Regions from separate parts of the Mus musculus genome. Here region 1 is linked to region 2. The links are chromatin loops, found by intact Hi-C in ENCODE. Cell type or tissue: heart. All regions are shown on one strand. Each heading gives the region's core, and the rest is flanking DNA. Links, peaks and the distances in the headings are about the cores only.

What was found. Peaks named below come from ENCODE experiments on the same cell type or tissue, not always from the same donor. Only the 100,000 strongest peaks of a DNase experiment are listed, where the experiment ranks them.
Region 1: it touches region 2 in a loop (2.0-fold over the local background); 2 of 42 quality-filtered maps call a loop at or near these places.

What each region holds. Positions count from the first base shown.
Region 1 is chr16:15,107,136-15,118,342 of GRCm38, forward strand. Gm41423 (a long non-coding RNA gene) reads right to left here and starts at 7,083. Exons shown (of 3, transcript XR_875932.1): 1 at 6,845-7,083; 2 at 991-1,081. In heart, for the core only: a CTCF peak has its summit at 4,662 (motif pointing left); no DNase peak of the experiment used is centred there; H3K27ac peaks cover 325 bases.
Region 2 is chr16:15,048,568-15,059,774 of GRCm38, forward strand. It overlaps the pseudogene Gm46561. Among named protein-coding and RNA genes, the nearest start is that of Gm41423, 60 kb to the right of the region's middle. In heart, for the core only: CTCF peaks have their summits at 4,853 and 5,053; DNase peaks (open chromatin) are centred at 4,504, 4,994 and 6,234; H3K4me3 peaks cover 1,216 bases; H3K27ac peaks cover 2,528 bases.

The DNA.
Region 1 (11,207 bases), core at 1,311-9,310, 59 kb after region 2:
CTCTGGTTGAAGAAATAAGCAAGAAAAATTCCTTTTCACTTACTAGAGCAAATACCACACCTTGAACCTTTGTGCAGAGGCTTCCGTAAAGCACCAAGTTCATCAATAAGCTTAGTCTGAAAGGACAAATCAAAATCTACAAACAACTGTGGAAAATGTAGGACATAGGGCTGAGAGGTGGGTCAATAATTTAGAACACTGGTTGCTCTTCCAAAGAACCCTGATTTGATTCTTAGCACCGGTTGGGCAGCTCAGAACAATATTTTAACTCTGGTTCCAAGGGGATATGATGCCTTCTTGTGGCCATCACAGGCACTGCACACAGACATTCACACACATAATAAAAATAAATCTCAAAAAAAAAAAAGCTTCAGAAAAGTAGAATAGTAGAATATTTTGTCTGGTAGGCTATACTATGATACAACAGAGTAAAATGAAAACCTGGAGTACAGTTGTGAACAAGGAAGTAGTCCTGGCCAAGCTGCAGGAGATGATAGAGAAAACTCATGCATGGTCATGTAAGAGTTAACAAGGAAGCAATGCTCCTTGGGTAGGTTGGGTCCAGAGGCTATTTGAAATGCAGAGGTGGTTGGTTATGATCTCCAGATTTCACTCTAGGGGATGTAGACTATCCTTAGGAGACACGTTCTCTGCAAAGACCTACAACTCTGTAGACATTTCAGTTCTTTATTAAGCTTGTAGTTTTGTTATCTATGTTTGGTTGTACCAAATGGAAACTCTGCTGGTCTGAAATGAGCAAGAATTACCAACGAAGAGCAAGTATGTAATATGAATTACCAATAAGGAATGTTATAGATTAAATAGCACTCCTGAACCCAAAATCTTGTTAGAAAGGTATGTCAAGAGCAGAGTGCTAAGCATAGCTCCCTATTCCAGAACATTGAGTCCAACAAGAACTATAATAAAAGGACCAGCTGATGTTTGACAAAGGTATAAAGAACACTTAATGAGGGAAGGCTGTCATCTTACCAAACAAAGTTGAAATAGACATTCAAGTGAACCTCCATGTGATCTCAACATAACCTCACAATTTATGCAAAATCAACCTTGGAATCACAACCTGCACAAAGAAAAACATAAAAAAAAATTTAAAAGCTGCTGAAGAAAAGCATGAAAGAGGGCCCTTATGCCCTCAGCAAAGTAATGAGTTCTTAAACATGTCACATAAACTAAAACTAAAATGAGAAGGACTGAAAAGAAACCGCAGTGGTTAGGACCACCTACTGTCCATACAGAGGACCAAGGTCAGCTCACAGCACCTATGTCTGGTAGCTCACATCTCCCTGTAAATCCAGCTGTAGGAGATCTGACACCTTCTCCTGGATTTGGCTGGTACCTGCCCTCATGTGCACATGTACACACATACACACAAACATACACATATTTTTTAAATGATAAAAATAAACCCTAACAACCACAGATTGATTTGATCAAAACTAATATACTTTACTCAGCAAAAGTTACTACTTAAGGATTTAAAAAGACAAGCTGCCAATGGAAACATTTGCCCATATGTTAGATAAGTACATAGTTTTCACAGTGTAGCATAAAAAAGCAAAAGGGCCCAATCTTTTAAAAAGGAACAATATTTCTATTAATTCTTTGGGAATTTCATATACTGCACTTTAATTCTATTCACATTTCTCCTCTGACTACTTGCAGATTCAGCTCCCTAATCAGCCATCTTGGATCCCTTTCTCCACCTTCCTCATTCCATCTAATCCAGGATGTGTGGCTCATGTAGTGTTTGGTGTAGGGCTGTCTCAGCTACTGTGAGACTTTGTGCCCATCTTTTCCCTTCCATACTGGGATTTGGTTGGGCTTCAGCATGCCTAGGTCTTATGCACACTATCTATATTAGCCAGAGTTCTCTAGAGCAACAGAACTTCATTCTACATATTATGTATAATATATATAATTCTATACATATTATATATTATAACATATTATAGCATATATTATATAATATATTATATATTATTATAACAGCATGTTTCATTATAAAATAAAATATAAATATAAATGTAAATGATATGCAAATATAATATAACATTATGTAAATCATAAATGTGAATATAAAATATAAATAAAATAATGTAATTTATTATAAATTATAGTTTTATATTAAAAATATATATATATCACCACTGGCTTGTACAGTATTTCTATACCCTCTTTCTTGAGGATCTCTGAGCCTTGGCAGGCAGGAGGTGATACATGAAACCCATTTAGGGCTGAGAGCTCCCTAATCTCTTATTTTCAACAGACTGACCAGTTGAATGCTTTTGTGGTAACTGTCATCTTTGTCACAAAGAATCTTCTTTCTGATAAGGGTTGACCAATGCACTGAACTATGAGTATAACAATCAGGAGCCATTTTACTATTATAGCCATTTAGCAAAATAATAGTATTTAATACTCTTCTAGGGCCTATGACTTGTATAGCCACAGGTTCTTGGCCTAATTAACAGTGACAGGTTGACATCTCACGGAGCAGGCCTTGGACTAAAAAAAAAAAAAAAAAGGTTGATTATTCCCACAGCACTTATGTCACCACTATAGCTGAGGGCTGATCTTGTCATGATAGTCATTATTGTAGCTACCAGGGTTTATACCTGATTAAGAATGATGACTTCTTTTCTCCTTCTATAGCTTTCCTAACACCCTTCAGCACTAGGAAGCCAGTCATCAGTACAGATGAAGTTTTCATGTAAATACCAGCTTGATATCTTCATATTCCATGACTCACATGTGTGGTGTCTTCTGCAATAGAGTCTTACTGTCACGTTCTAGAAGGTAACTAAGAGTACTAGCAATAGCCTAAGACATGTCTGACCTACAAAAATAGGAAAAGAAGGCAGAAAGACTGTAAGAGCCAGAGGGGATGGAGGATACTGAGGAGACAGAGATCTATAAATCCTCATAAGTAAAGCTTATGTGAACTCAGAGAGACTAAACCAGCAGGCCCTGGTCTGCATCAGGTTCTTTGTGCTTAAATTATGGCTTCCAGTTTAGAGTTTTTACATGATCCCTGAGTATGCAATTGAATAAATATCTGATTCTTGTGTCTTTTCTTAGATTCTTTTTTTTTCCCTGTGGGTTCAGCCTTGTCCAACTTCAGTGTAATAGCTTTTGTTTTACTTTATTAAAAAATGAATGGATGAATGTAAACCTAGCTACTCAGGTAAAGATCCTCAGCTTAACTATCTATCTGCTGGGAGACTGAAAATCATTTACTCCAATACAATGATACTGGGCATACCAGCGCAGGCCTCATATTCAGGAGTAGGTGACCAATTCATGAAGGATACCCCAGTTGTGGGGTTTTTGTTTTTGATGTTGTTTATTTGTTTTGCTTTTGTCTGTTTGTTTGGGGTGTGAGTGTGTATGCATGCACATATGTATTTATTTGGTTCTAGTTTGGTGTGTTGTTTCTTATTTTATTTTATTTTTGGGGGGGTTGTTGTATTGGGCTTTTAATAACTTAAAGTCTAGTCACCATTCTTAATACCCCCATAGCCTCCAACTTAATACCACACAGCCTCTACTGTTCCCTTGTTGAGAAAAGTGTTCTGGCTACTGTCATAATGGGATATTTTTAGGGGACTATACTTCTTATATTTGGCTTGTGACACGAAGGGCAAGAAGGGACCCAGTGGGGAGTGGAATGACTGTTTGGATGCTCTGAGCACCTACTGTGTTCTGTTGTTGCTTCAGTAGAGACAATTCTAGCTCAGTATGGACTAATTATCTCAGAGCCCCAAGAATTAATCTAGTGTAAGAACAAAACACCCTCAATAACAGAGGTCTTCACCTCAGTAACTAGGTCTTCTTGCTTCCAAAGTATTTCTAAATACATTGGGTCAAAACCTGGAAGCTTTGGCTGCTGGTTGTTAATAATGCCTTGCTTCTCTAAAACATTGCATTTCTGCACATTCTCCTGTGTGAATCTGAGACTAGAATGTTAAGGAACTAAGATGAAGAGGAAATCACCTCTAATTTTATCTTAGATCTCAGAAAAGGTTTACTTTGTTTGGTCATGGCTATGAAAATCAACATTGTTAAATCAAATTATGACTTTTGCAAGATCACAGAATTATATGGATATCAGTGTTTTCAGGGAAAGCATGTGCATGTTGGAGAAAACAGCCTCAGAATAGGAGAAATCGGGCTGGCCTCGCCTCACTTTAGTTGCTTCTCTGGACATGTGAAATGTTCTCAAAAATTAATTTATAGCCTTAATATGTTTCGGACTTTCTAAATAAAGTAACCATTCAAATGGCTATCACACACAGCACACAGTCGTTTTACTGCAGACTAAGAATGTTCTAGTACTGAATCGTAAGTGGACACAGTAAGTCTTTTGTTGTTGTTGTTCCCAGATGTTTTCCAGCAATAAGTACAACGTGCAGAACACCCAGGGACTTAGTGAAGAATTTTGAACTGTGCCAGCATTACCATATTATGGAGGCTATCTCAACCTGAAAGATAGGAGATTATATTATATTAAGAATATATAATTGGGAGAACTGGACAGATGGCTCAGTAGTTAAAATCACTTATTCCTTCGAGAACCCCAGTTAAGTTCCCTGTACCCATGTGGCAGCTCACAACCATCTGTATTCCAGTTCCAGGGAGTCTGATGCCCTCTTCTGGCTTCTGCAGATATCAGGCATGGAAATGTTACACAAAAATTTGTGCAGACAAAACACTCATCCATATAGTGCATGCCTTTTTATTATTTTTTATTAAAATAAAACTAACCAAAATCCTTATATTAAAGGTAATTATGTATATGTTATGACATGTTTAAACTTGGTCCTCTGAGAATGAACTATCTTCAGCTCAAATGATCTCAGCTGAGAAAAGTTCAACACTAATACACATAGATATCTGAAAGACATACAAAATAAGCCAGAGGCAACATCTCAACCATACAGGCTAAAGGTATCAGGGCCAGGACCCCCTGATCAGTATCTACCATTCCACAATCCTACAGAACACCAGCCATAGTGAGGAGGCAAAGAAGACCGTGCAGCTGCACGAGTAGCACATTACTGGAGCACTTCTCTGCCTGCAGCGGTTTGTTCACACTAATGGAAATGAAAATATCTTTTTTTGCCCTTCTAGTCACTAATAGTCACTAGCAAAAACACAACAAACAAACAGACACCTATAAAGAAGCACTTTAGGGGAAAAGTTTTGTTCTTTAACATATTGTGACATTTGAAAAATCCATGTAACAGAATAATGCTACAGCTTCTAAAATTCAGGAAAGTTGGTGCTAAGGACTTACTTTATTTGAGTTACTTATAAGGCACAGGATGTTCACTCTACCAAGACAGTAGGGGCTTATAGCTCTAAGCCTCTCACAGACACTTCTCTACATCTCCACAGAGCAGGCACACCCAGAAATATACCCAAGACTAGTAGACAGGACAGCTGCACCATGCCCCAGGGAGCCATACATGGATTCAGGACAAGTATGGTTCCTGAACAGTCACATATAAAGAACTCTCTGAAAAGAATATTATTTTCTGAAGAAATCTTAGCATTTACACATCTGCATTGTAAGAGAACTAAAAGTCAGCCAACGTAGTGTCTAAAGATTGTGACAAAATCATAAATTTAGTTCACAAGAGTACACAACACAGTGCAAGTCAGAGGACAACCCCATCTCTTAGCTTTGCCTCTGCCCCCACCAGTCTCACCCTCCTAGTGCTAACTAACTTTTCCTGAACTCTCTCTAGCTAGCTGTCATCACTTCTTGTCCATAAGGATCTGAAACCTTGCCTGCAGGGTGCAGCTATGCCCTGGAGTTCACAGAACGAGGGGAAGCTGCCTTTCAATGGTCCTCAACTTGAACAGCCCAGCCACAGCTAATTAGGTGGGATTGGGTAATTAAATCCATAAGCTTTGATCTTTTCTTCAGATATTTCCAAATATTCTGTGTCATTCTGCTGCAGACAACACTCACATTTCTTCCAAGTGAGCAGATGCCTCCCTAGGTGACCTTGGTCTCCCTGCCAAAATAAGCTAGCATCCCTCAAGGGCATGGATGTAAAGTCATGCCTCACCTGCCCGGGCTGACATTCCTCGCCAAAACTTCATCCCTCAAGTTTCTGCAGTCCATTCTGTGTTTATACCTAATAGATCAGGCCAAGTGTCAGGAGATAAGCAGCTGAGTCATCTACCCTTCACAGCAATTGGGTACCTTAGACAAGAGTAGGACACTTGCCAGATGCATCCCAGCCCCACCCTGGACAGACTCATCATGTGAATCCTTTTTATTGTATCTGCCCCTAAAAGGGTGAGACTTGGCTAGAGAGCCTAGTAAAATGGATTTTGTCATCTAAGGAAGACCTGTGAAAAATCTTTTCCAAATTATTTTTGCCCATGTCTCCCATGTAAATTTAGATGTAAAAGTACATCCATCTGTAGTAATATGTAACTCTGTTATGTTAAAATGTATAACAAGATATAGTCTCATGCGCATGCACAGGGCTCACAAGGAAAGGGTGAGTGAGCTTCGAAAGTTTGTCAGAGATAAGAAACCAGCTCTAATTTTTTAGTTTTCATTTTTTTTCTTCAGTTTTTGAAGTGCTTGGAAGTTGAACCCAGAGCCTGATGCATGCTAAGCAGCCATTCAAACAGAGGGGGAACTAAGAGGAAGCACAGCTGTAATGCTTGCATCCCCGGGACTCCAGGACACACCAGTGGAAACCACACCCACAGCACACAGACACACAGTCATCCTCTGCAAGGTCTGGTTTATTAGAGCCATCCTACCCTAAAAGAGACAAAGGTCTGAGGACCCAGGTACCTCTCTCTCTTCCTGATGAGCAAAGGTATCCAGTTCCACGTCTCCTGGCAGAAGCATCTACTGTGTTACCAGTTTCTGGAGCATGTCATCACATGTGGAACCTTATAAAATATTCTGGAGCAGTGCAGGGTTTGGAAAGAACTGGATCCCTCAAGTTCCAGGTCTTCAGGCTCCTTTTCCACTGTGCAATTATACTGACCAATCAAACCCTCCTGTTTCTGAGGAGGCACAGTGTCCTGAAATTCAAATTCAATTGGATGGTCAGCATAAACATTCTATCAACTCCTAGAAAAACAGTTCTTTTTTCCTTGCTCAGAATGTTAATGGGCACAAAGAGAAAGTGGCCGCACGGGGGAGGTGGAGGGGGGGCGACTTGGTGAAATCAGAGCCTACCCCAGCCCTTGCTTCTGTCAAGTTACAAATCAAACAGGAGTCTGGATGTCTGACTGTTTCTACGACCTCATCTGAGTGCAAAACACTTACAATCAGTAAATAAGCACAGCCTTTGAATGTAAAGCTACTGACTGTTTTATTTTATCATCTGGCTCAGAATCCTGAAGCTATTCTGGGAGGGCACTTAACAGGAGGAAGCAAAACCCTATGGAGAGGCAGACACATTTCCTGGCCATTTTCAGCGGTCTCTTAAGACATTTTCACAAGTTTCTGCTGAGAAACCGAAGCATGTGGATGCTTATCTGCACTTAACTAAAAACTTTGGAATCTTATACCTCACTTCTTAAAACCTTGCCACATGCTCCAACTTGCAGCTCCCTTGGGCGCTGTCTCCTGAAGTAAGCGTCACCTTTACATACACCTGTTCTGCCCAGGCAGGGTGTTGGGAAGACAGTAGCAACAACTGAGTGCTTCCTCCTCTAACTTTGCCTGTAAATCTCCATTTCATTCTATATGGTCTGTGAAACCACCACATGTTCAAAGCAAGTCCACTGGAATGCTTCAGGGTTAGATGATCATAGGAGAGCTTTATAATAAATCCACTTAGAACAGCTCAGAACAGGTATCAGCTAGACAGACAATTAGAGCACATGTTCTGCCAGGAAACTCTGCCAGTTTTTACCTGTTAAAGCAATTGAGAAATAGACCTGTGCTTGCTGAAGGACTATACTTGTACATGCTTGCAGGGTGTGGGAGGCTGAGCAGGTGTTTGCAAGCCACAGTTATATCTTTAACAATGCTGTTGTCAATTTAAAAAGAATGCTTGGTGCTCAAGCTCTCTTTCCTTACATATGGGAGGGCAATGAGCTTGGGGGCTGCTTGGAGACTGGTATTTCAGAATGAAAGAAAGCATGTTCTTGGAGTCTGAATTCCACAGCTAACAGGGCTCGAAGGCTTCCCTTATTAGTTAGTTAGTTAGCATTTTTTTTTACAGCTATCACCCTTAGAGTCTTCTTTCTCTTTTTTTCAAAGAGTAGGCGGAGCTAGTAAGAAACCCCCAGAGGATACTATTAGTCACTTCTTTAACTCCTCTGGGGGACTGGTATTTGCCCAGCAGTAGCCTTTTCCCTTGTGTCCAAGTAAAGGGACCACGAAGGGAACAGAGACAATAAAGTCATCTATTGAGTAATCCTGCTGAGAAATGATTCCTGTTTGAAGCCAAATCTAATTGCACACAGACACTAAATTAGTGGCTAGCTGATAATAGATAAGGAATGCTTTCATTATGTCACAATGTATGAGCAAGGCTCTTCAAGAGTAGGCAAAAGCTCTCTGATAATGCCCATGGAAACAGATGAAACACAAAGCATGTTTTTATAATAAAAAATAATTTGCAGTTTCTTTCTCATTCCTTTAGCTCCTCCTTTCTTGTAAGTTATACGCTGTGCAGCTTGGGCAAAACAGGGGATCTTAGCTCTTCCCTGCATACATGAACAGCTGCTTCCAGGAGAAATCTAAAACCCAGTTGTTAACTGAGAATGCTCAGCATTCCACAAGAGCCAGAGCTCAGGTAAATCCCAAACTTGTTCTCTGCTACTTTCTCAGCTCTACAGCAAAGCCACTGTACTAAGGCAGTTGTGGCCTTGGTGCATGGTCTGTGGTCCAGTTTACTGTGGTCAATACTGTGGTTTCTTCCTAGAGGCTTCTCATATAATAGGAGAATCTTGAATGGCACTGGCTTGCAACCACCCCTTCTTCCCTGTCTCCAAGATCTTTCCACAACACACTTTCTTTTTAAAATATACTTATATTTATTTTTTTTTACAATCCAGTCATTCCCCCCCCCACAGTTCCTCATCACATTCTTTCCTGAAGAGGATGCTCCCACCCCACCCAAGCAGACCCCCCCCCCCCACGCGGGGGCCTCAATGGTTAGGCACATCTTCTCCTACTGAGGCTAGATCAGGCAGTCCTCTGCTGTTATGTGCCGGGGCCTCTTACCAGCTCTTGTATGCTGCCTAGCTGGTGGATCAGTGTCTGAGAGATCTCAGGTGTTCAGGTTAGTTAAGACTGCTGGTCTTCCTATGGGGTAGCCCTCCTCTTCAGCTTCTTCCAACCTCTCCCTAAGTCAACAACAGTAGTTCCCGACTTCAGTCCATTGGTGTAAGTATCTGCATCTGTCTCAGTCAGTTGCTTGTTGGACCTCTCAGAGGACAGCCATACTAGGCCCATATCTGTAAGCAAACCATAGCATCAGTAATAGTGTCAGGCCTTGAATCTTCCCCTTGAGATGAACCCCAAATTGGGCTGGTCACTGGGCCTCCTTTCTTTCAGTCTCTTTTCCATTTTTGTCCCTGCAGTTCTTTTAGAAAGAAACGATTCTGGGTCAGAGTTTTTGACTGTGGGTTGGTAATCTTGCACCCTAACTTGAGGCCCTGTCTATCTACTGGAGGTGGACTCTTTGAGTTCCCCCTTCCCACTGTTGAGCATTTCAACTACAGTCACCCCCACTAAGTCTTTAGAGTTTCTCACCTCCCAGGTCTCTAGTACTTTCTAGAGGGTCCCGCTACCTCCCACTATCTGGGACTGAATATTTCCATTCATTGTGCTGGCCCTCTGGGCTTCTCTCCTGTCCCTCCCCTCCATATCTGATCTTGTTCTCCCTTTCCCCTCCCCCTCTTCCACTCAGGTCCCTCCCTTCCTCTGCCTCCCATGATTATTTTCTCCCCCCCTTCTAAGTGTAATTGAAGCATCCTTACTTGGGCCTTTCTGCTTGTTAAACTTCTTGTAGTCTGTGGGTTGTATCCTAGGTATTCTGTGTTTTGGGGCTAATATCCACTTATTAGTGAGTACATAAGGATGCATGCATGTCCTTTTGGGTTTGAGTTACCTCATCTAGGATGATATTTTCTAGTTCCATCCATTTGCCTGCAAAATTCATGATGTCTCCATTTTTAATAGCTGTATAGTATTCCATTGTGTAAGTAAACCACATTTTCTTTATCCATTTTTCAGTTGGGGGACATCTGGGTTGTTTCCAGCTTCTGGCTATTACATATAAGGCTGCTATGAACATAGTGGAGCATGTGTCTTTGTGGTATGGTGAGGTATCTTTTGGGTATATACCTAAGAGTGATACAGCTGGATCTTCAGGTAAATCTATTTTTTATTTTCTGAGAAACTGCTAGATGGATTTCCAGAATGGTTGTTACTTTATAACTGTAACTTTGCTACTGTTGTTAATTGTAATGTAAATATCTCATATGCAGGATATCCGATATACAACTCCCAAAGGAGTGGTGGCCCACAGGTTGAGAAACATTGCTCTAAGTTTAAGATCACTTCTGCAACACTTAGAATACAAAGTATCAACATGTAAATGCTGCTTTCTGTGTTATGGAAGTTTGGTAAGGTAGAGCAGGTCAAGACCCTGAGACTTGGTGGGCACCAGACTCCTGACTGGGAACACGTGCAATGGTTCTCACATAAAAGAGATGTGACTTGTGGTCATGTAGGCCCAAAACAGAGTTCTCCATGCTAATGAAGTACCTAGAGGTCCAGAGTGTTTAGCCAATAAGCTTCCCTTCCCAGATATTCCTCCCTGAAAAAGGTATTTAACCTCAGGCCCACCCTAAGAAGTGGGGTATGGTTTTACACATCCATTTTCTGTCATGACCATAAACTGTTAAGAACCATGGACTGCCTCTTTCTATCAAGATCTGCCATGAGGAGCCATGAAGAAGGCCTTTGCCTACAGAATCACAGCATAATCTCCTATAGAAGGTCTCTCTGAGCTCTCAGCCACAGCTGCCACCAAGACTGCAACTGCCAAGCTAAAGACAATCATCTCTTCTGGGACAAGTTGGAGCTCCCCTTTCCCCTTGCAGCCTCAGGCTAGATGCGGTCCCCAGCCTATGGGTCCTGATTTCATTCTCTGCTCTTTTGTGACTCCTGGCAGCACCTGGATGTC
Region 2 (11,207 bases), core at 1,243-9,242:
TGTTCCTACAGAAAGTACTGTGCCTGGCCCAGGAGCCCACATTCTGTACCTGGCATTACTGCTACCCTGACACAGGTGCTAAAGAGAAAGTAGTGAACAAAGGAAGAAGACATAGGAACCAGTGCTGCAACTGGGATAAGTTTCTCTCAGAGACCAGTGTGTTTGAGTGTTATTTCATGGGGAGGTAAACAGCAGTTTTCAGCCTATGGGTTCTGACCACTTTGGGGATAGAAGAACCCTTTTATGAGGGTCACCTAAGACCATCTGCATATCAGATATTCACATTACATAGATTACCTTGATACCTCTCCTTTCTTCCATGTGCCTTCACTGGCAATAAAGAGCCAACCTTTGGGTTTTCTTCTTAGTCAATGTCCACTTGTTCCTTGAAACAGTATCACTGTCAAAGAGTCTTCTTTATGCTTTGATACTGTATGCTATGGATCAGCCATGTTTGATATGATTAAGAGCCTGGAAAGTCTTTCTATCTCCATCTCCATCTCCATCTCTTAAGTTGCCAAACCAATGTTGGAGTTGAATACTCATACTATTAGGCTACTCTTTACCATTCCCTCACAGAATCCCGAACCACTGCTTTCTGTGGCTGAAAATCTGAAGGAACAATCACAATAAGAGGGATATGTTAATTCCTCTGGAAACATTGTCCCTGTTCCAAACTCTTTCTCTTTTGCTGCCCCCAGTAGAAGAAGTAACACTGTTACTCTTGAGAGCAGCCCAAACCACATAAAGCAAAAGTTTAGTAAGTATATTTTAGAGAGGCTGTAAAAGAGCCGGTGACATTCCCCAGGCATTGTCATTACATGTATTTAATGAGATAGGAGGAAGTGTCTGTCCCCCCTGGTCAGAGCTCTGTGGAGAGCTCCATTTGTAGCTATGGAACAGTAGGTCTTTTGGGAGAACAATCATAATCACACAGGGTTAGATTACTTCCTAGTGTGGTTGAAGCAGAGGATGTAATGAGGCCTACAACAGAGGGCTTGATCCTGCAGTTGTCTTAGAAATGTACCTTCATACAATCCCAGCAGTCAGGAGGCAATGGCAGGAGGACTAAGGACATCATCAAATATAAATCAAGTTCAAGGCCATCCTAGCCTACGTAAAACTCTGACCCAAAAACCTAAAAACAGCAGCAACAACAACAACAACAAAATCCTCCTCTCAAGTCTGGTGTAGAACAGAATGCCTCTTATTCTTCTACTCCAAATAGACACTAGAGCATGTATGTCCTAGATTCTCAGGAAAAAAGCTATGAAGAAGGCTATATCCAAGAGTCTGAGACCAGTTTGACAGCATAGTGGTGTCCTATGTGCAGCAAAAATGTTTCAGAAATACCACTCAAAATGTAAAGCAGAAAGACTGGCCAACCTGGAAAACATACTAGGGTTCTGTTTCTAAAGCAATCAATCAGTAAATCAATACCTTATTAAGTCATCCAAGAATCAGTAAGTCTGCCCAGTCCATATATACAAGAACATATTATGTATTTGCAAATAGTCTTGATCCTTCTTCCCTCCAGGATCTCCAAAGAAGCAAGATCAGGACAGGCATAAATTGCTTTCTGATGGGAACTTGGCTGTCAAAATATTTGAATATTTATCTACACCACACACCTGAGTATTATTAGAAAAAGAATGCTTCAAAGTTACTTCTCTCTGTAGGTTCATTCCTTATGAGAGGAAAACTAAAAGCTGTTATTCTTTCAGTCATCAAATAGTTTAGTACTATCAAAATTCCAGATGAGAAAGGTGCGGAAGCATTCAATTTTTAAAGCCTTTCCTATGTCAAACATCTAGGTAAAATGCCATTCTAAGAATATACTATAGAGAAATAAATTCTAAGAAGCAAATAGGAAAAGGTAATCCTTTAGACTATGTCTAGATACTGATTTCTTTTTATGTACTGGTTTTGAAATTTTGCATAAAGGGATAGAGCTCTTACCCACTAAACTAAAGCAAAACCGGAAGTTATCGAATGAACAGAGAAAAAAGAAAGGGGGAGGGTGTTTGCTTGTAGGTCTACCCAGAGAAGGAGTCCTGGGAGTCACTAGACAACCCATAGAGAGGCTTTGAAAATAAAGGTGGTTATTTTCCATTAAGAGAAGGTCATGATGCTATCATAAGTGAGGAAGAGAATTTTACAGCATCATTTGAATAGATTCTGTTTGAAATCTAAGAGAAGCTAGATGCAGATACTGATCTATGAGACATGTGAGTGAAGCATCTTGGAGTGTTCCTTTGCATTTGTTTTTCTCAGAAAGAGCAGAGCTCCTCCTTCCCTAATCCAAAAGAGCCATGGAAGGTGAAAATGGATGCAATAGTGACCCATGAATATTGTAAAGAATGCAGTGAGGGATGCTCCTTGGCTCACCTTTTCCATATCCAGAGTTTTTAGAAATGTACCTTCCACTGGAGCATGTTGACAAAATTCAGTTTGGGACTATTTTGTGGCTTCTCCTCCTCCTCCTCCTCCTCCTCCTCCTCCTCCTCTTCTTTCTTCTTCCCCCTCCTCCTCCTCCTCTCCTCCTCTTCCTCCTCCATTTTCAGGAGAGAGATAACAGAGGAAGAAGAAGAGGAGGAGGAGGAGGAAGAGTTCTCCCAAAGCCCAGAAACAATCTACTACACAGTTTTCATTGCTATTTGCCATTTTTCTGAAAAGGGAAACACTAAGGTGATACTTTTGAGAGAAAAATGAACAAAATGAATTTTTAATTTTTTAATCTAAAGATTATACTTGTGATGTGTGTTGTTAGGTTGCTTTTTTTAAAAACCTAGGTGAAGTTTGACAAATTAAATAAGTCTTGGTGTAATTAAATTTATAAGCACAGAGGAAAATGTTAAGCTTTATTAGCTGGGGAAAGAATGTGGCTCCTTAGTTGAAGAGGCAGCTTACAAAGACAAAGGAGATAAGTTTATGGGAGTTAAATAAACACAATATTTTATATTATAGACCCAATGAATCCATTTGCAATGAGTCTAAGAGTTGAAATTGGCTTACAGGATTTTAGTCTCTCCTGGAACACATGAGCAGATACAAGGGCATGCATGTGGTTCCTGGTTCTTTTTCCACTTCAGCACATGTTGCAAGCAAGCTCTGCAGCCCTAGACATTCCTGGATTCAGTAACCAGCCTGTGCAGAGCGGGAAGTTGCGAAGAATGTGTTTAGGCAGAAAAAAATGCATGGGAAGTCATACCCAGAAGAGGTGGGGAAAGGATCCAGCCATGAAGTATAGCCCACAGGACGACAAGTTTTATAGACTGGTTGATGTTGCCACTCTCGCTGGGTTACATTTTGGAGATGTATGCATTCCCTGTGGCTGCTATTCTTCCTGAGCACGCAGAAGCCAAGGTTTACACAAACTAAACTTCCTTCTTTAAGTACCACTTAGTTAACCAGGAACATATTAATTAGTGCAAATTATTGGCATGCCAGAAACGCCTACAGATTAATATTTCAGGAATTAGAAGCCCAGCTGAGCATGAAAATGAAAAGTTGGGATTGGCGACAGAGACAGAGAGAACAAGGATGCTTCACAAGAGGGAGAAACTCATATATCTTTCTGATAATTGGGTCTCTAGAGGCCAGAATCAAGTCCATACATTGCCACACACTCTTGGCATGGCACAGATTTTCCTATGTGGCCCTGAAAGTACACAAAATTCCTCCTTTCTGTGATTCAAGGTAGCTCAATTCTATAGCAGGAAAATATAAATGATTTAAGCTCCTGTTGCGAAAACCAGGTTTTCAGAAGTGAGTTTCAAGGATGACCCTGACCTGAAGCATGCTTTTGCCCTTCCCAGGAGCAAAAGGCCTTTATTCCTGCACAGCATTGCACCCTTACTGCTCAGAATGGAGCTACTCTTTGGGCTTTCGTGACTTTATCCTGTTTGGTTCCTTGAGCATCTCCAGAATCAGAATGGACACCCTGTAAGGCTAAGGGTTGGAGAAGTATGGTGCTAATTATCCAACTACCCCACTCCCTAAGGCCCTGTCCTCACATTCCAAGCAGGCTGGTCACTAGGACTCCCATTGGGTTCCCACAAGTTCCCACTGGGACCCACCGTTTTCTGGACAATCCTAGAATCCCGGCTCTGGCTGCCTTCTGCTCGCTATCTAGGCAGTTGTAGCTCACCCACCCCTGAGTGTCCCTGAAATCCCTAAGCCTTGCTCTCACAAGCCTTACACTCCTACCTTGGTTGAGTCCATGCCCTAATCCTTCCTCAAAAAGACTTCAGCTATTCTCTCTCCATTCTCTTTAAATTGAGTGTCAGAGCCCTGCCAGGTTTGCTAAATCTAGCGCTCACTTTAGGCCAAGCCCCACACGGGTTCGCCCCACCCCCAACCTCAGGCTCTCCCCTCTTCCTACCCCCAGGCTCCTGCCTTCCCCCATCCTCCCCCCAAGCAGTGCTCCCAGCCTGCCTATCATCTTGCTCTAATTGTTTCCAGATTCGTGTGGGAGGTCAGGGCCCGGGAGTGCTGCTTCATGCCAAGTTTATAAACAGAGCAGTGTTTCCAGATGGCCGCTGGCTCCAGCCTGGCGAGCAGGTTGATTGGGACCAGAATAACAACAGGTGGAGCGCAGACAATGAGTTCCTTGACACATATTTACTCCCTTGGCGTTTTCTTTCCTTGCAGCCTCCACTCCATCTGCTGTAGCTGCAGAGGTGGACTTCCACAGCATCAGGTCGGGTGGAGGCAGCGGAATGCAAAGGAAAAAAAAGTCATTTCCCTGGAGAGAGCACAGGCTGGGGGTGGGGAGGTGGGAAGGTGGGGGACGAGGGTGTGGGGAGGGACCTATGCCCCTAGTGGACCCAGCTGTCAGTGAACTGGGGACAAGGAGGTGTCTTTCCTTCAGAACGGATTATGGGAACTGCCTTAGGATTTTTTTGAAAGGGAATGACCTAGAGACCTAAACCCTTGTTATATGAACTCAGGGAATGAAGGAAGCAGGCTGGCCTAGCGGTTGAACCGCCAATGGCCTGCCGAGGAACTGCGTGCAGCCCTGGACTCAGGCTACAGGAGGTCTCCAGAGAAACACAGGATCGTGCAGGGGCCTCACAGAAGCATTTGTCCCCAAAGTCCTTAGACCTGAGTCTAAGTCCAGATAGAAGAGCCTGTCCAGTTGGAATTGAAATCATGAGGTATCCGTGACAGCAGGGGCAGGCTAGTGCAGGGTGGAAAGCTGAGAGTATAGGTTTACAGTCCCTCCCTCAAAAAAAAGAAAAAAGGAAAAACGAAAAGAAAAAGGGGGGAAAAAAAGGCACCAGCAAAAACCAGTGTCCCTGAAAGTAAGAAACATAAATATCAGAAGTAAGTTTTAAGGGCCTCAAAGTTAAATCTAAATTATCTCTGTGTCTTTTGACTCTGACTTTCTGCTTTTAAAATGTAACCTGATACTAGGGCTTTGAAGCTTGGGATCCACAATGGGGCTGTGCGATTTATCTGAACTGACAGGGCAGGGCCGAGGCCCTGCTCATCCGCCCCACACCCCACTTACTACACTCCACAGCACTGCTGCACTTTAAAGCATCTCCAAATGCCAGTCGTGTAAAATAAGGCCACACTTGGTATTTCTCCTAGTCAGGGCAGAATCTTTACACAGGATATTAATCCATATTTCTTTAATTACTTCACTACATTTTTTACAAAACACTTATTGAGGTTTTTCTCTGAAAAGCTCCAAGAATTACATAAGGAATTCTTAAGAAAAATAAACATGTCTTAGACTAAAGAGCAACCAAAAAAAAAAAAAAGAGAGAGTTAGAGGGAATACATTCACAACAGGGGACCTAAATGGAACTCCTGGAGAGGGAGACAGGGCAGACCGTTGAGACTGGTGCAGGAATCTGCTCACATTCCAGCCCTATAAAATCACTGAGCAAGGGTTAACTCAAATCCTCTGCAAGGATGGTTTACCCTGCAGAAGCATCTGTGGATGAATCTGAAAACTTGGCGCCCTGTCATTCCAACAGGTGCCCTGTGCAAATACTGTAGCTCTCACCAAACTCAGAAATAAGCAGAAAGAGTCTTGTTTTTCATGAATAGTGGCACAATGAATACTCGTACAAAATTACCATGCTCTGGAGGAGCAAGGTCTGCCCCCAAAATGAAATGGCAGCAGCTAAAGAAAATTCCTCAAACACCATCCTGGCTCAGTAAGTACCTAGCAGTGCTGTCCTAGTTCCACTGTGGCTGAGCAGCTGTGCTGACGTCATCTCTGCAATAGGCAAGGTTTGCTAATTTGTACTCCAAGACTGAGCATGAGCAGGCCATGCCAAGCACAGATCAGGGAGTACACTGGACAGCCACTACAGATGTCAGCACAGACTCTTCGTTTGTCCCTATTAATTACAAAATGCCCAGCACAGAGGAGGATCATTATTAGTCCATCTACATAAAGAAAATGTATTTTTAAAAAATTGCAAAAAACTTGAGAGGTTTTACTTCTTGAGCTTCACATGGTCACATTATCATTTGTTCCAATCCATGTGAAACCCAAAATATAAAACCTCTCAAGTTTTTGCAACTACATTGAGAAAGCAAAGGAGTTTTTTTTTTTTTTAACCAGAGAACTTTATTTCTCAAGCTATAAGTTTCGTACCTTTCTCCATGTAGATCAAAGACAGTGTATTCACTCTTGTTATTTTTAATACAGTGATGGTATCCTAGGGCAGCAATGAAGTCAGGATGTTGAGGACTCTTAAGTCACTGCTGTGCAGCCTGTCTCTATAGCTGGATGCTGAAATGCTTCTGGGACCAAAGCTCACTGCCCTCTAGTCCACTGGCCAAGCCAGCCTTTCTGTAATGCTTAAAACACTTCTAACCAGAATTAAGGGATTTCTTCCGACCCTTTTAAACTTGGCAAGCAACTGTAGAGAGTGGTGTGGAGAAGGTGAGAAATGCCATTTTCAAATCCTACAAGAGCCAAGTAAGCAGTCCATGGTGACTTAACCAAAATTCCCTTACAAAGGACTACTTGTAAGTGCCAAGTTCAGGCTTTAAGAATGTGAAGTCAAAGATTTCAAAGTGTAGATGGTAAGTATTTCCTTTCTACTATGTTTTTTTCTTCTTCTTCTGAGCATTGGCTCCTCCCAGCCACCCCTCCTGTTTGCTTTGCCAAAAGTTGATCTCATTCATGAAATCTTTTCCCAGACAAGGAATTGCTGCACATGGCTGATAGCATCTCATGGAGAATGGGCACCATGGGGCCGCACAGACTTCCGATCCTTGCCCCAAGCACATGGATGCTCAAGACAGAGAGCCTGCTTGCTATGTCATACACCCTCTTCTAGTTCTGGGCACAGACTACAGAAGGACACAAGCGACAGATGTCTCTAAAGTAGCTCTAATCTCATTAGGAACCCCATTTCATGCCAGTTGGCATGCTCCATGGAAAGAAACAGAAAATGAGCCTCATGCTGTGCCTAAGAAAATGGCCAAGCCAATCGAACTGATACCCCCTTTTCAGTCGCATTACCAGGAATATATCCATGTAATAAATCTGACCTGGCCTTACAGGGTCACTGACTTAGACACTTCCTCTTTGTAAGCTGCTGTTCCTCCCATGGAATTTTAAGTTTTTTGTTATTCTAATCTCCAAGTATGCTTTAGTAACTGCTTAGATAAATCTATGCCATATTCCTACACCTCGAGTAAGACTAATGAACCACCCATTCTTTAGTCTGTGGCCAAGAGGCTGATGGCTTACAAGGCCTTCAATCAAAACTTGTCTGACAGTGACCCAAGGTAGTCCCAGAGGGATCCAAATTGATCTAAAGAAATGCCAAGATTAGCAAACAGGCCTGTGTTCTCCTAAGGTAGTGTCTATCCCACCTGCAACTGTTCTTCAGTTACAATGATATGTTAACAGCTGAGAAAATGTCTCTGACATATGTACTCTCAGAGAAACCAGACTGTTTTCAACCATGCATCTAACATATGCTATCTGTACAAGTCCATGTAAACTTTGTAGGATGCCGTGCATTAAAAAAAAAATAGTGCAGGATCCCAATTGGTTAGACTTTTAGCTAAGGGTTTGGCTGAACACCAAGTCTAAGGTACTGGTGGCTGAAAGCAGTTAACTATCATCTTCACTCTACAGGCAAAGCAAACAGTCCTTTTACTTGAAAGGCCTCTGGCAAAGGCTGACAAAGGATCAAGAGTAAAGCTGCTCTGTATACTGTTTACTTTGGTTTTGCTCTGCCTGTGACAATGAGAGTTGTGGTAATTTAAGCCAAGTAATAAGAATGCATTCATGGTTGCAACAGATTGATCTGGGGCAGGGGAGAGGGTGCAGTCACTAAATTGCTCACTTTGCAAGCATTCGGACATACATTCAATCACCAGAAGCCACATTTTAAAAAAATGTGGTTATTGCTGACATGACCCTGATATAGCTGTCTCGTGTGCGGCTATGCCAGTGCCTGGCAAATACAGAAGTGGAGGCTCACAGTCATCTATTGGATGGAACATAAGGCCCCCAATGGAGGAGCTAGATAAAGTACCCAAGGAGCTGAAGGGGGCTGCAACCCTATAGGTGGAACAGCAATATGAACTAATCAGTACCCTCTGAGCTTGTGTCTCTAGTTGCATATGTAGCAGAAGATGGCCTAATTGGCCTTCATTGGGAGGAGAGGCCCTTGGTCTTGCAAAGACTATATGCCCCACTACAGGGAAATGCCAGGGCCAGGAAGCAGGAGTGGATGGGTTGGGGAGCAGGATGGGGAGAGGGTATAGGGGACTTTTGGGATAGCATTTGAAATGTAAATAAAGAAAATCTAATAAAAAAATTGAAAGAAATTGTTTAAAAAAATGTGGTTATGATGACATGTACTTATAATCCCAGCACTGGGGAAGCAGAAACAGAAAGATCCCTGTGGCCAAGTCCACTTGCTGAGTTCCAGACCAGAAAGAAACTTTTTTCACAAAAAGCCAAAAAATCATAAACAAAAACAAAAACCTTAAAGGCTATCTGACGCTGCCCTCTGAGGTTCACATGCATGTACATACTAGTGTTTAAGGTACATCTATCTTCATGTACAGCCACATGTATTACATACATAGAGTTTATAAACCCCAAACAAAAGCATCCATCAACACCTATTTTGGTATCCTTTTTGGAGTTATTTTTGTTGTTTGTGGGATTTTTGTTTGTTTGTTTGGTTTGGTTTAAGATGAGGTTTCACTAGCCTTGACTAATACGGAGCTCAACATCAACCAGGCTGGCCTCAAACTCAACTGCCTCTGCCTCCCAGACACTGGGATTAAAGATGTGCTCCTTTTTTATTGTAATTTTTAAAAGACAGTCTTGCTATGTAATCCAGCTTACCTTGATCACATGATTCATCTGCTTTGGCCTTCTGTGCAGGATGATTCCAAGCATATGTGGCCACACTTGACTGCCATTTTATTATACAGTTAAGTCACTTGGTAAACAAAAGCCAAGCTCCTGAATGTGAAGTGAAGGTTCTGATCTATACACTTGCAGACCAGCATGTGTGCAGAAGTGACCAGATAGATCTCCTTTCCTTATTACAGGGCCTATGCGTGAATGAATTAAAGACAAAACAACAACAATGACAGCAAAATCAAACAAACAAACAAGCTCTCTCATAAGTCAGAACCATCTAACCCCACAATTTTACATGGGCCCATTTGAGTTATTACTGAGAAAAAAAATGAGATTTCTTTTTCTCCCCCCCCCCCCATTTTCTTTTTAGCCAACACTGAGGAATTCTATAACATTCTCATTTTTCAAGAAGGGAACATTTTGGTTGGATGGCTATGAACCTTTCCCACAGAGCTTGTTCTGTCCTATAGAGTCCAGGGCTCACTAATGTTCCTTTTCTAGGGAGTCCCAACCACTCCATGACCCCAACCACAAGCAGGTCAGACTCAGAGATGAGCAAAGCTGCAGAAAACTATAAGCTGTCTTCCTTCTGGAATACTGGAGCTTTCCACATCTGAATTGCTTGACATCCTTCTGGGATATCAGTCTTCTATAAGACAAAAAAGAGAGTTTTAAATCATTAAAATCTGTTTGAACACTGGAAGAAATTTACACTGTAGTGGAACAGTTGTCTATTTGGAAAGGACTGAAAGTTACTCATATCCCCTTGCTTCATGTAAAAATCCTTAAACATCAAAAAGAAGTAGGGACACAGTACTTAGGAATAACAACTTATTTCTAATGAAAAATGATATTTGTTCAACAACAAAAGGAGACCTAGGGGATACAAATTGGAAAGGAAGAAGTCAAATTATCACTTTTTGCAGATGATATGATAGGTATATATATATATATATATATATATATATATATATATATACATATATATATATATATATATATATGTGACCCTAAAAATTCTACCAGAGAACTCCTAAACCTGATAAACAGCTTCAGTGAAGTAGCTGGATATAAAATTAACTCAAACAAGTCAATGGCCTTTCTCTACACAAAGGATAAACAGGCTGAGAAAGAAATTAGGGAAACAACACCCTTAACAATAGTCATAAATAATATGAAATACATGACTATTTATATTATATAATATAAAATATGGCATGACTCTAACTAAGGAAGTAAAAGATCTGTATGATAAGAACTTCAAGTCTCTGAAGAAAGAAATTAAAAAAAAAATTCAGAAGATGGAAAGATCTCCCATGCTCATGGATTGGCAGGATCAATATACTAAAAATGGCTATCTTGCCAAAAGCAATCTACAGATTCAATGCAATCCCCATCAAAATTCCAACTCAATTCTTCAACGAATTAAAAAGGGCAATCTGCAAATTCATCTGGAATAACAAAAAACCTAGGATAGCAAAAACTCTTCTCAATGATAAAAGAACCTCTGGTAGAATCACCATGCCTGACCTAAAGCTGTACTTCAGAGAAATTGTGATAAAAACTGCATGGTACTGGTATAGTGACAGAAAAGTAGACCAATGGGATAGAATTGAAGACCCAGGAATGAATCCACACACCTATGGTCACTTGATCTTTGACAAGGGAGGTAAAACCATCCAGTGGAAAAAGGACAGCATTTTCAACAAATGATGTTGGCACAACTGGCGGTTAACATGTAGAAGAATGCGAATTGATCCATTCCTATCTCCTTGTACTAAGGTCAAATATAAGTGGATCAAGGAACTCCACATAAAACCAGAGACACTGAAACTTATAG